2 separate regions of the Homo sapiens genome follow, and region 1 is linked to region 2. The links are chromatin contacts, found by Hi-C or POLR2A ChIA-PET in ENCODE. All regions are on one chromosome and are shown on one strand. Each heading gives the region's core, a stretch centred on a gene start or an enhancer-like site at or near the end of the contact. The rest is flanking DNA. Distances are from core to core; before and after follow the strand shown. Region 1 holds the start of IFI30 (IFI30 lysosomal thiol reductase). Region 2 overlaps MED26 (mediator complex subunit 26).

Region 1 (5,119 bases), core at 169-2,668, 1.6 Mb before region 2:
CCACACACCTGTGCGTTTCCGTAGGGCACCAGCGTGACATTGAGGATCTCCATGACCAACAGCCATGTTGGGAAGAGCTCCCGGATCAGGAAGGCTCGGCAGCCACCGCACAGTGCTTCATAGTAGAGGGTCACATTGACAAGCGGTGCATTGGACTTCTTCAGGGGCCCCCGCAGGTATAGATTGCCTGTCTGTGGATTAGGAAGGCGTGGGAGGCAGGTGTAGCCCTGGGCAGTTCCCCACTTCTCTCAACCCCACTTGGTAGTCTTGTAGAAAGGGGGCTGTGATACGCAATTCATCTTGCACGCCTTCCAGAACTTGCCAGGTGGAATCTTGACTTTGAGACTTTTTTTTTTTTTTTTGAGATGGAGTCTCACTGTCGCTAGGCTGGTGTGCTGCGGCACGATCTCGGCTCACTGCAACACCCGACTCCCTGGTTCAAGCAATTGTCCTGCCTCAGCCTCCTGAGTAGCTGGGATTATAGGCACATGCCACCACACCCAGCTAATTTTTGTATTTTTAGTAGAGACAGGGTTTCTCCATGTAGGCCAGAATGGTCTCGAACTCCTGACCTCGTGATCTGCCTGCCTCAGACTTCCAAAGTGTTGGGATTACAGGCATGAGCCACCGCCTCCGGCCTTGGCCCATGCTCATTTCTTGTCACTTCACCTGGAGACCTTGCCTCTGAGCTGAGCAAGGGATCCACGTGAACCCTTTCCAAGTCCGACTGAATAGAGGCGGCACCTAATAGGTGCTGACTTCCGGCTTCAGCTGAGGGGTGGCGGGTGGCCCATGTCGCTGGAGCGGTGAGCAAGTCGCTCAGCCTCTAGGGCATCTGCCTAATAGGTCCCAAAGACACGCGAGCCCTGCCCTGGCTGGAATGAATGCATCAAGGGTAGCAGCAAGAATGCATGCCGGCGGCCCTTGGCCAGCTGCTGAACTTGTGCCCTGGGCCACAAAAGGAGACCCCAGCTCCTGCCCCAAAAGTACACAGTAGGCGCTCATTGAACCCTTGGGCGGGACTAGGCGGGTGGAGGCAGCTGCGCCTCTCAGATGCGGGATGCGAAAGCGAAACGGCACGGAGGGAGTGTGGCCGCAGCGCCGGGAACTGAACAGGGTTTTTCCAGGAACCCGGCAGGGACAGCGTCCCCTCGGGGCCCTGGTCTTCCCCTGTGAAGTCTGGGGAGAAAGAAGGAGCCGCGTGCCCCGACAGGGCGCCTGTTCCCTCCAGCCTGCCCGCCCTGTCGCCGTCCCTACCTTGTAGTTAACTGGTGGCCCATTCCCAAAGAAGTCTAACGCTTGCAGAGGGGACGCCTGCACCGCCGCCGTGGGGACGTCCAGCAGCAGCAGCAGCGGTGGCAGGAACAGCAGAAGTGGCGACAGGGTCATCGCAGCAGGGGCAAAGGTGTGGCGACTGCAGCGGCTGCCTGGGAAATAAGCGCCTTTAACCAGGCGGCGGTCCCGCCCCTAACCCGGGCCCGCCTCCCGATGCCCACGCCCCTCGGGTCCCGGGCCAGCGTCTCTCCCTCCTCCACTCCTTCCTCTGAGTGTCCCACCCCCACCCCTGCCAGGTGCTGGGTCCCCAGTCACGAGGCCATTGGGCCCCTTGGCAATCAGCCCTGCCCAGGCACGTGAGCCCTGGCGCAAGACTACCTTTAGGGGAGGTGAGGTGGGGCCTTTGAGACAGACACAGGCTGAGAGGAATGGTGGTGTCTCCACGCACCCCTAGACCTTCTAGGGGCGGCTAGGGGACTTGAGGCCCGAGACCCACTCTCAGAGTGGGCCTGTGACCTAACAGGGGTGACGTCGGATGGAGGCTGGGGATGGGATGGAGGCCGGGGTTTTGGGGGAGTAACTGAAATATTCAGGCCCCCGAGAGTGGGCAAGGCCTGTGTGGCCAGGTCTCCTCCCTCCAGTCTCGCCCGTGACCTCCCTCACACCCAACCCCCACATCCTGCCCCTCAACCCTTCCCCCCTCAAACTCCTGACCCCGACGCTCCAGACCCCTCACCGTGGTCCCGTGGGACTGACTCAGGCTTGACCACAGCCACGCCGGAAAGCAGAAGCTGGCGCAGGGAGTGGCGTGTCATTTCTCTAGGGTACCCACCCAGCCCCACTTCTGGCTTGGGGTGAAGAGAACTGGCCTTCCTTCTTTTCATCGTTCAAGGCTTGTGGGGGGTGGGGGGCAACCTGGCCTTCAAGGGACGCCCATGGGGGAGAGAGGCAGCCTGTGCTGTCTGGGATAGGGGTGGGGTGGCTTGGAGTCCACCTGGCTTTGGATTTGAGTGACAGAGCCTCAGCTTTCCCTTCTGTGTAATGGGGAGAAGGATAAGGTTTGGGGAACAAGAGTCACCATGGAGGGCTCAGAGGCAGGTGGGGGAGAGTTGTCCCAGGCTGGGGCTTCTGGATGGCATGGTCAGGCCTTGGTGCCTACACAGGACAGTGGCCCCAACAGTGAAGGCAGAGAGAATAGCCTGGAAAAAAGGCCCAGATGGAGGCTGGAGTGTTGGGGGAATAACTGAGACATTCCAACCCTGCCAGGCCTTACATTCAGGGCAAGACACATCGGATCCTAGGGAAGAAAATGTCCCACACCCAGCTGGAAGATATACCTGAGTCCCCAGCTGTGCCCCCCTCTAGTTGTGGGGAAGACCCTGGCCACACACACAGTAGCTGGTTTGGGAGCCGGAGCTTCTCTGAAGTCCCAGTGGCTGGATGGTCCCCGAGCCCATCCCTCAGACGACCAAACCGTTGGCAAAGGCTCCCCAAGACTCACCACCCCAACTTTGGTGCTTACCCTATGCCGGGTGGGATTGAAGAAATAACCATAAATATAATTGCTACAATTTTTCCAGTAGTTACCAGGCACCAGCCCTATTGGAAGAAATCATAAATGTAACCCTACAATGTATTGCTCTCTGGCTTGGTGCCAGGCATAGAGTGGGCCTACAACCCATTTTATCATTGAACCCTCAGAAGCATCCAGTTGGGGCTGGGGGTAGGTGCTACTGACTCCAGCTGGTAACAAATAAATGGCTGATCAGAGAGGGAAGGCTATTTTGCCAAGGACACACAGCCAGTGGTTGAGTGTTTTTAGAGACCACACGGGATATTCTCTTCCACCCCCAGCTCAGCATAGCTGGGATCATAAAGATGGCAACCTTTCTCCTGTGAGCACCTATGCAGTGAGAGGCACAATCTGGGCTGGAGTTATTTATGGGTTATCTCCAGACAGGACACATGGCAGGGACAGTGCCTGGCAAGGCTAGGGGGCTCTGAGGCTAAGGGAGGCAGGTCCTGTCCCAAGGTCCCAGCAGTAGACTGGGTCAGAGTGGAGGTTTCTTTCTGCACTTGCCCCAGGTTCAGCCTTGTTGGGCCTTGAGAGGTGGCTGTACAAAACAGACAAGGACAGTGAGGCCCCAGGGTTGGGGAGGGCTGAAGGGACAATGACGTCGCAGTGGGGGTGTGGATTCTGGGTGTGATGGGGAGGGTGGTAAACAGGAGTCCAAGTCAAAGACGCCATGAGGCCACGCGTGGTGGCTTACGCGACTCAGGGAGGCTGAGGTGGGAGGATCACTAGAGGCCAGGAGTTTGAGACCCACCTGGAAAAGGGCAAGACCCTTTTTTTTTTTTTTTTTCTTGAGACAGAGTCTCACTCTGTCACCCAGGCTGGAGAACAGTGGCACGATCTTGGCTTGGTGCAGCGTTGACCTCCCAGGTTCATCTGATCTTCCTATCTCAGCCTCCCAAGTAGCTGGGATTACAGGCATGCGCCACCATGTCTGGCTAATTTTTTTTTGTATTTTTAGTGGAGACCAGGTTTTACCATGTTGGCCAGGCTGGTCTCAAACTCCTGACCTCAAGTGATCTGCCTGCCTTGGCTTCCCCAAGTGCTGGAATTACAGGTGTGAGCCACTGCACTCGGCAAGATCTTGTTTCTAAAAAAATTTAAAAATAATTAGCTGGACATGGTGACACACACCCGTAATCCAGTGACTCTAAAGGCTGAGATGAGAGGACTGCTTGAGGCTGGGAACCAGGAGCTTGAGGCTGTGAGCCGCGAGCTGTGTTCGCACAACTGCACTCCAGCCTGGGTGACAGAGTGAGAGACCTTGACTCTTTAAAAAGAAACACAAAAAACCCCACAGGGCTTTTGCTCAGCGTCTCCTGGGACCCGGCGGGCTGTGCATGGGAGTGGGTGAGGAGAGGTCAGAGAAGAGCCTCCAATGCTGGCTGGAGGTGCCGACGACTTGAGAACATCAAAGACACGGGAGACTCCTCCCTGTGGCATGGGAGGGTTTTGACTTTTGACGCCACTTGGCAATGAATGAGGAAGCTGTGGATCAGGGAGGGGATACAACTTTCCCAAGGACACAGCTGATGGTTGCGACAGGATTCAAATTTGGGGGCGGTGGGCGGGGGAAGCAGCTTGGAAGCACTTGAGGGGCTGGATGGGGTCTGGGGTCCCCTGAGCAGTCGGGAGCTCAGGATTCGAATCTCTCTCCTGTATGACCTTGGGCACTGCCTCAACCTCTCCAGGCTTGAGCAGCTAAACTGGGGGAGGGAGGGGTTGTCGGGTCTCAGAGGGGCTTGGAGTTAAACCCACGGGTCCGACCTGCTGTGACCCCCGTAGACACCAGGGTCCCCGACACGCAGAGGTGGTACTGAAGCCCAGTCACTGACAACAGAATCACCCACGACGTTTGATGTTTTATATCATATCAATAACAACGTACCGTACAAAACCTGCCTCCCAGCTCGTGGGGCAGGCAGTGTGGTGGCCAAGGGCAGCGTAGAAAACCAGGGCTCTTGTCCCAAAAGAGGAGAGGAAAGAGGGTTTTGCAGTCAAGGAAAAACAGAATCAAAACCCAACATGATCGAAGAGAAGCCCTGAATCTGCATCAGAGGGAGGGGCCGTGGGCAGTGTCGCAACTTGGCCACTGCGGCGGCACCAGTACGGGGAGCTGTGATTCCTAGGAGGGGTTGGGGCCAGCTCACAAGTTTATTTATTTATTTTTTTGAGACGGAGGAGTCTCCCTCTGTTACCCAGGCTGGAGTGCAGTGGCACGATCTCTGCTCACTGCAACCTCCATCTCCTGGGTTCAAGAGATTCTCACGC
Region 2 (4,828 bases), core at 569-3,068:
GATGACGTGAAAGAACTTGGCACAAGGGCAACCCACCAGTGATGGTCCTGTGCGAGTTGTGCCCGGTTGGGCCTGCCCAGGCTCAGCACCCTTGGGACTATTGGTTGGTCAGACCTTGGGCAGCACAGGGTTTCCCCTTTGCTACCACAGCTGCATTCCCAAGAGGCTGGGGATCTCAGGCGGGGTGGGAACAGTTCAGATGTGGAGAAAATGGAGAGGCAAGCCAAGGGGCTGCTGGGACTCAAAACTCAGTCTCAGTTCCTTGTTTCAGACCAGGGCTGGAAATCCCCAGCAGTAATTACTCAGGGCCTGAGGGTTTTACTTACACACCCCTGTAATAAAGCGAGGAAGAGGTTGGCCAGTAGCGGGTCCACTCCACTGAACAGGCCCCAGCTTTGCACTCAGACCCAGTGATCCTCTTCACAGAAGAAAAACTCGGACACATGCCGTGGCCCAATTAAAATATTTGCCGACAGGAGTTTGGTTTGAAAGGTGATTCCACGCACCCTGTCGTAGGTGGGTTTTCAGAAGAGTCTAGTCTTCCGGACTCCGGAGGGGTCAGAGGTGTCACTGGGTTTCACAGGGCCACAGAGGAGTGCTGCTGGCTGGCCTTTGAGGGAAACCTGGAAAGAAAGTTCTGAGTGGCTGTGTCCTGTGGCTCAGCTGTGCCCAGAGCCATAGGATGTGGATCGCAGATGGGAGGGAGGTGGTGCTGACTGGGGCTGGGCAGGTCCTGGAGTGACGGCTGTCCCTTCCCTGGGTTACTGCTGGCTCATTGTTATGTTTCTCCCCTTCTGGAAGAGAGTGACCTAGCCCCCACCCCTTCTTGCCAAGTCCTCCCTCCTGGTCTGGGCCACTTGAGGGCCTGTCCTCTCTGTGGTGGTGGCTGTCCTGGGCTCCTTCCTGGTACAGGTCAGGCCTCTCCCTGCAGGAAGGAACTGTCGACCTAGCGTGTGCCCCTGGTTCGGGCTCTCTGTGGTTTCCTTTAGAAGAGAGGCGTGAGGACACCTGAGAGTCGGACCGGGATGGACAGCTGGCATGGGTACTCAGAGCTCCCCTCTCCAGCCCCAGGGGTGCCTGCTGTTTCTGCACCAGGTCTGTTAAGCAGCAGCCCAGTACCAGAGTAGGGGAGCTTGGTGAGGGGCTCCTGGGGTCTCACCAGATAGATGGTGTTGTGCAGTTCAAATCAGTTAGGAGGCCTGAGACTTGAGACAGGCTCACGTGGAGGGAGGTGGCATCCTACCCAGCCCTCGGCCCTTGCTGCCCCACTCAGGGGCCAGATGGTGGACAGTGAAGCCACTATGAGGAGTTGGAAACAGCTATTTGCTCACTTCCCCTTTAGATGGCTGCCAGTCCTTCTAGATCAGTGAACTCTCCCAAACAAATGCTAGGAAATAGATGTATTTTCTCATCTTTATTTGTGAGAAATTTCAAGCATAAAAGTAGAGAAAGGTAACCATCCTGCTTCAGTAGATAGCTGCTTACAGCCATGTGACTTTGTTTCACCCATCCCCCTCCTGTCACTCACCCTAGGGGATGATTCTGTAGCAAATTCCAGATTGTATTATTTCTTCAGGAAAGTGTCACTGAAAGACGAGGATGCGTGGTGGGTCTTTAATAGCTCACACGGAGCGTGGTGTGCTGTGAAGTCGCATACAGGGTTCCCCACTGCTCCCAGGGTGTGGGAGAATGAGGTGTCTCACGCAGCTCCAGGCGCCTGACCCAGGCTGCTTCTGAGGGGTGCTGGCCCCTCCCTCAGGCTGTCTCTGTGCGTGTCCAGCCCCGCCTCCTTCCTCACATTTCCTGTGAGCTGAACAGCACATGTCACCAGTTAGGCTGGCTGGAATTGTGGCTTAGCACAGGCTATGGGGCTCTCTGGGGACAAAGGTGCCAGCCTTTCCGGAAGCCTTTCTTTTTTTTGTTTTGTTTTTTGTTTTTTTTTGGCGGGGCGGGGGGGGGCAGTGTTTGGGTTTCGGTTTTTTTTTTCTTTTTCTTTTTTTTGAGACGGAGTCTTGCTCTGTCACCGAGGCTGGAGTGCAGTGGCGTGATCTCAGCTCATTGCAACCTCCGCCTCCCAGGTTTGAGCGATTCTCCTGCCTCAGCCTCCCGAGTAGCTGGGATTACAGGTGCACACCACCGCGCCCGTGGAAGCCTTTTTAAGTTCTCATGTGGAAGGATGACCACAAAAGAGCCCTGGGACAGCCAGACCTCTTGTGGTCTTGGGCGAGAAGTTGTCCCCTCCATGCCCCCATGCGTGTGTTCCTGGGGCATCCCTGAAGTGTGGGGCACCTGTGTGCTGAGGGTTGTGCTGGTGGCCCCAGTTCACCCTCTGCCTGGATGCAAACTGTTCTTCCTCAGTATCTATGCTAGCTGTGATGCCTATGACCTGAGACCAGGCCTCCCTGCTTGGTTTTTCTGAGATTCCAGAAGGACGAGATTAATGTTCACATTCCTATTGGCCCATGTGTACCTGATCATGCCTCATGGATTTCCATTCTAAGACCTGAAAGTGTTCGGTGTGACAGTGGAGTCAGTTCCATCAACATTCATGTACCAGGCGGCTGGGCTGGACCTGCATGTATACCTGTGCCACACCTGGTCCCACCTGCTAACTTCCTGCCCTGCCTGCCTTTGGAGCAGGCACCCCAGGGAGGTCCCACCTGCTTCCAGAGTGCTCCTTGCTGCATTTACCCCTGCTTCTCCTAGTAGCTGCATGGAGGTTCTGCTGTCGACACCCCCCACCCCCACCCAACACCCTTGCCCTTCACAGGCACTTCCCGCAGCAATGAAGAGGCCAAACTGAAGCAAATTAAGTGGGCAGGGGCGGTCAGTGTTGGTAGAAAGGGGAGGCAACGCCTGTCTTCGTTGATGGTTAAGGAAGTTCAGACCCATCTGCATCTATTGAGGGGTCCCTAGTGGAGAAGTGAGAGGCTACAGTTCCTGACGGGATTCCTGCCCCTTTGGGAAAGCAACTTGGCAGGTGTTTTGAGAGGTTTTTTTGGACTGGGAACAAATCCCAAGGGAGAATCCAAAGGAGGAGGGGGCCTCAGATGTGCCAGGCTATTCCTGACAGCAAGAGGCTGCAATTGGCCATCGGGCCACAGACATGGCCCTGGCAAGCCTGAAGAGCTGCCTTAAAGCCATCTTTTGAGGCCATCGCCTGGAGCGGCTCCCCATGTGGAGTCAAACTGTGTCTGTGCTGAGATTAGGATCTAGTGTACTTCCCCAGATAGATGGACAGGTGCCAAGGGCATCCCAGAAACAGGGCAAGGGCAGGTGGTCTGTGGGGGCAGTCGCTAAGGGGGATAGAAGACAGGTTGTGAAGGAGCCACCTTGGGTCTTTTGGGTCTGTTTTTCCTCCCGGTGTCCTTACCCATGGCCTCTCCCCTGCCGCAGGGCTTTGGTGCTGTCTGGCCAGCTCCCTGCCCATCCTTCTCCAGCTCTTTTCTGCTTTCCAGCATGGAAGTCGGTCTCCAGCCCAGGTGGACACAGCTCGTTCTGCCACATCCTTTTTTGACCTCCCTGGGAGGCCACCTTAGGTGCTGCCCTCCCCCTGTGGCCTGCCTCCCTGCCCTGAGGGTTCATGCTGGACTTAGCAGGCCTGGAGTCAGAGCGGGAGCCTCCCCTCAGCCACATACGAGTCCTGGTGTCTCTGTCACTCACAGAGGGCCACCTCCATGAGAGTGGGAGACCTGCCACTCCTGGGTGGGGGGTCAGTTGGTTGTTAAGGCAGGGTCCCCAGGGCCAGGGTCAGAAGCCAGCTCCTATTTTGCTCCTATGGGACCAGCACCAATTGGGTGCTAAGTGTTCTTTGGGACAGACTGTGGCCATCTATAAAGAGGCTCTGTGGAGCCTTCTGGCTCAGTGTGCCTGGGGTCGGGGCCAGGCCCTTTGCAGGGATTCCTCGCTGCATTGCTCAGTGTCTGCCTCCTGGGCCTGGGAGGCCTGTGTCTGGATGCCCAGGTGGTGCTCCCCACACAGTGTTCAGACTGCTTGACATCAATGCCCCAGAGGTCGCAGGGCAGGGCAGTCTCACCTTGCCCCCATCCTTAGCTCTGCTGACATCACTGACTGCCTTCTGCTGGCTCCAGGGAGTGGCCGCACTGGACACTCACCCTCTCTCTGTGTCTTACACAACACACATTTATCATCTCAGGCTCTAGGGCTCAGAAGTCAGCTCCAGTCTCACCGGGCTGGGATCCAGGAAGCAGCGAGCTGCGCTCCTCTCTGGAGGATCCATTTTCTGCCCCTTCAGGTGTTGGCAGAGTTCATCTGTTTACGGCGTAGGACTGTGGGTTTCTAGCACCTTACAGGTAGAGCAGGCGGGCTCCTCTACTCCTCAGGTGAGCAGCTCACACGGTGGGGACAGAAAGGGGACTGCCAAGGCTGTAGCATTTCCCTTGGGGCTCCTAGAGGCTGAAGGCCTCTCTGCACACGCTTAAGCGTGGCTCATAAGGCAGGGGAGGGGCCAAGGGTAAGGATACACAGTCACAGGGCCCTCACACCTTCGCCTGGTGTCCCCAGCTCCCACACAGTTTCCAGGAGACTCTTGGGACTGGCTGTTAGTTCAGCGGTGATTTCTGGGGCACCAGCTCAGTACCAGACCCTGGGGTTGCCCAGGTGTTCTGTCTCCTCCCTCTTGTCTGGCAGCAGGATGGTGTCTGCCCAAGGACAAGGACACTTTGTGCCACCAGGCTAGCTGGGTCTGGGCAGTGTTCTGCTCTGCAAGGACTGCTGCTTCAGGAGTATGTGGGGAACCAGGGCTCCAAATATACCAGGGTGAGGTCAGCAGGGTGGAGGTGAAGCCATGTGGCAAGCCCAGGGACTG

Evidence for each region. Hi-C counts contacts between places; a loop is a spot of excess contacts on that map. ChIA-PET counts read pairs that join two places held with the same protein, here RNA polymerase II (POLR2A). Pooled maps may share reads with other maps.
Region 1: a loop to region 2 is called in a pooled map, with 9 times the contacts of the local background. The contact joins the promoter of IFI30 here to the enhancer-like site in region 2. A Hi-C loop is called at or near these places in 1 of 37 single-sample maps with no recorded cell type and 3 of 50 pooled maps. POLR2A ChIA-PET finds 5 or more read pairs at or near these places in 2 of 52 experiments (activated B cell and activated CD8-positive, alpha-beta memory T cell).

Annotation. Positions count from the first base shown.
Region 1 is chr19:18,170,112-18,175,230 of GRCh38, reverse strand. It overlaps IFI30 (IFI30 lysosomal thiol reductase), which reads right to left and starts at 1,418. Exons shown (of 7, transcript NM_006332.5): 1 at 1,258-1,418; 2 at 9-191. The coding sequence starts at 1,389. It overlaps PIK3R2 (phosphoinositide-3-kinase regulatory subunit 2), which reads right to left. Exons shown (of 16, transcript NM_005027.4): 16 at 4,699-5,119. RefSeq lists enhancers at 191-856, 984-1,053, 4,101-4,320 and a silencer at 1,364-1,673.
Region 2 is chr19:16,581,426-16,586,253 of GRCh38, reverse strand. The region is part of intron 1 of MED26 (mediator complex subunit 26); the gene reads left to right. Among named protein-coding and RNA genes, the nearest start is that of SLC35E1, 11 kb to the right of the region's middle. RefSeq lists enhancers at 1-261, 1-644, 899-1,435, 2,135-2,324, 3,121-3,692 and 1 more and a silencer at 4,442-4,491. Within about 2 kb of position 1,818, at least 32 of the 41 ENCODE cell types and tissues checked have a DNase peak (open chromatin) inside an H3K27ac peak, as active enhancers do.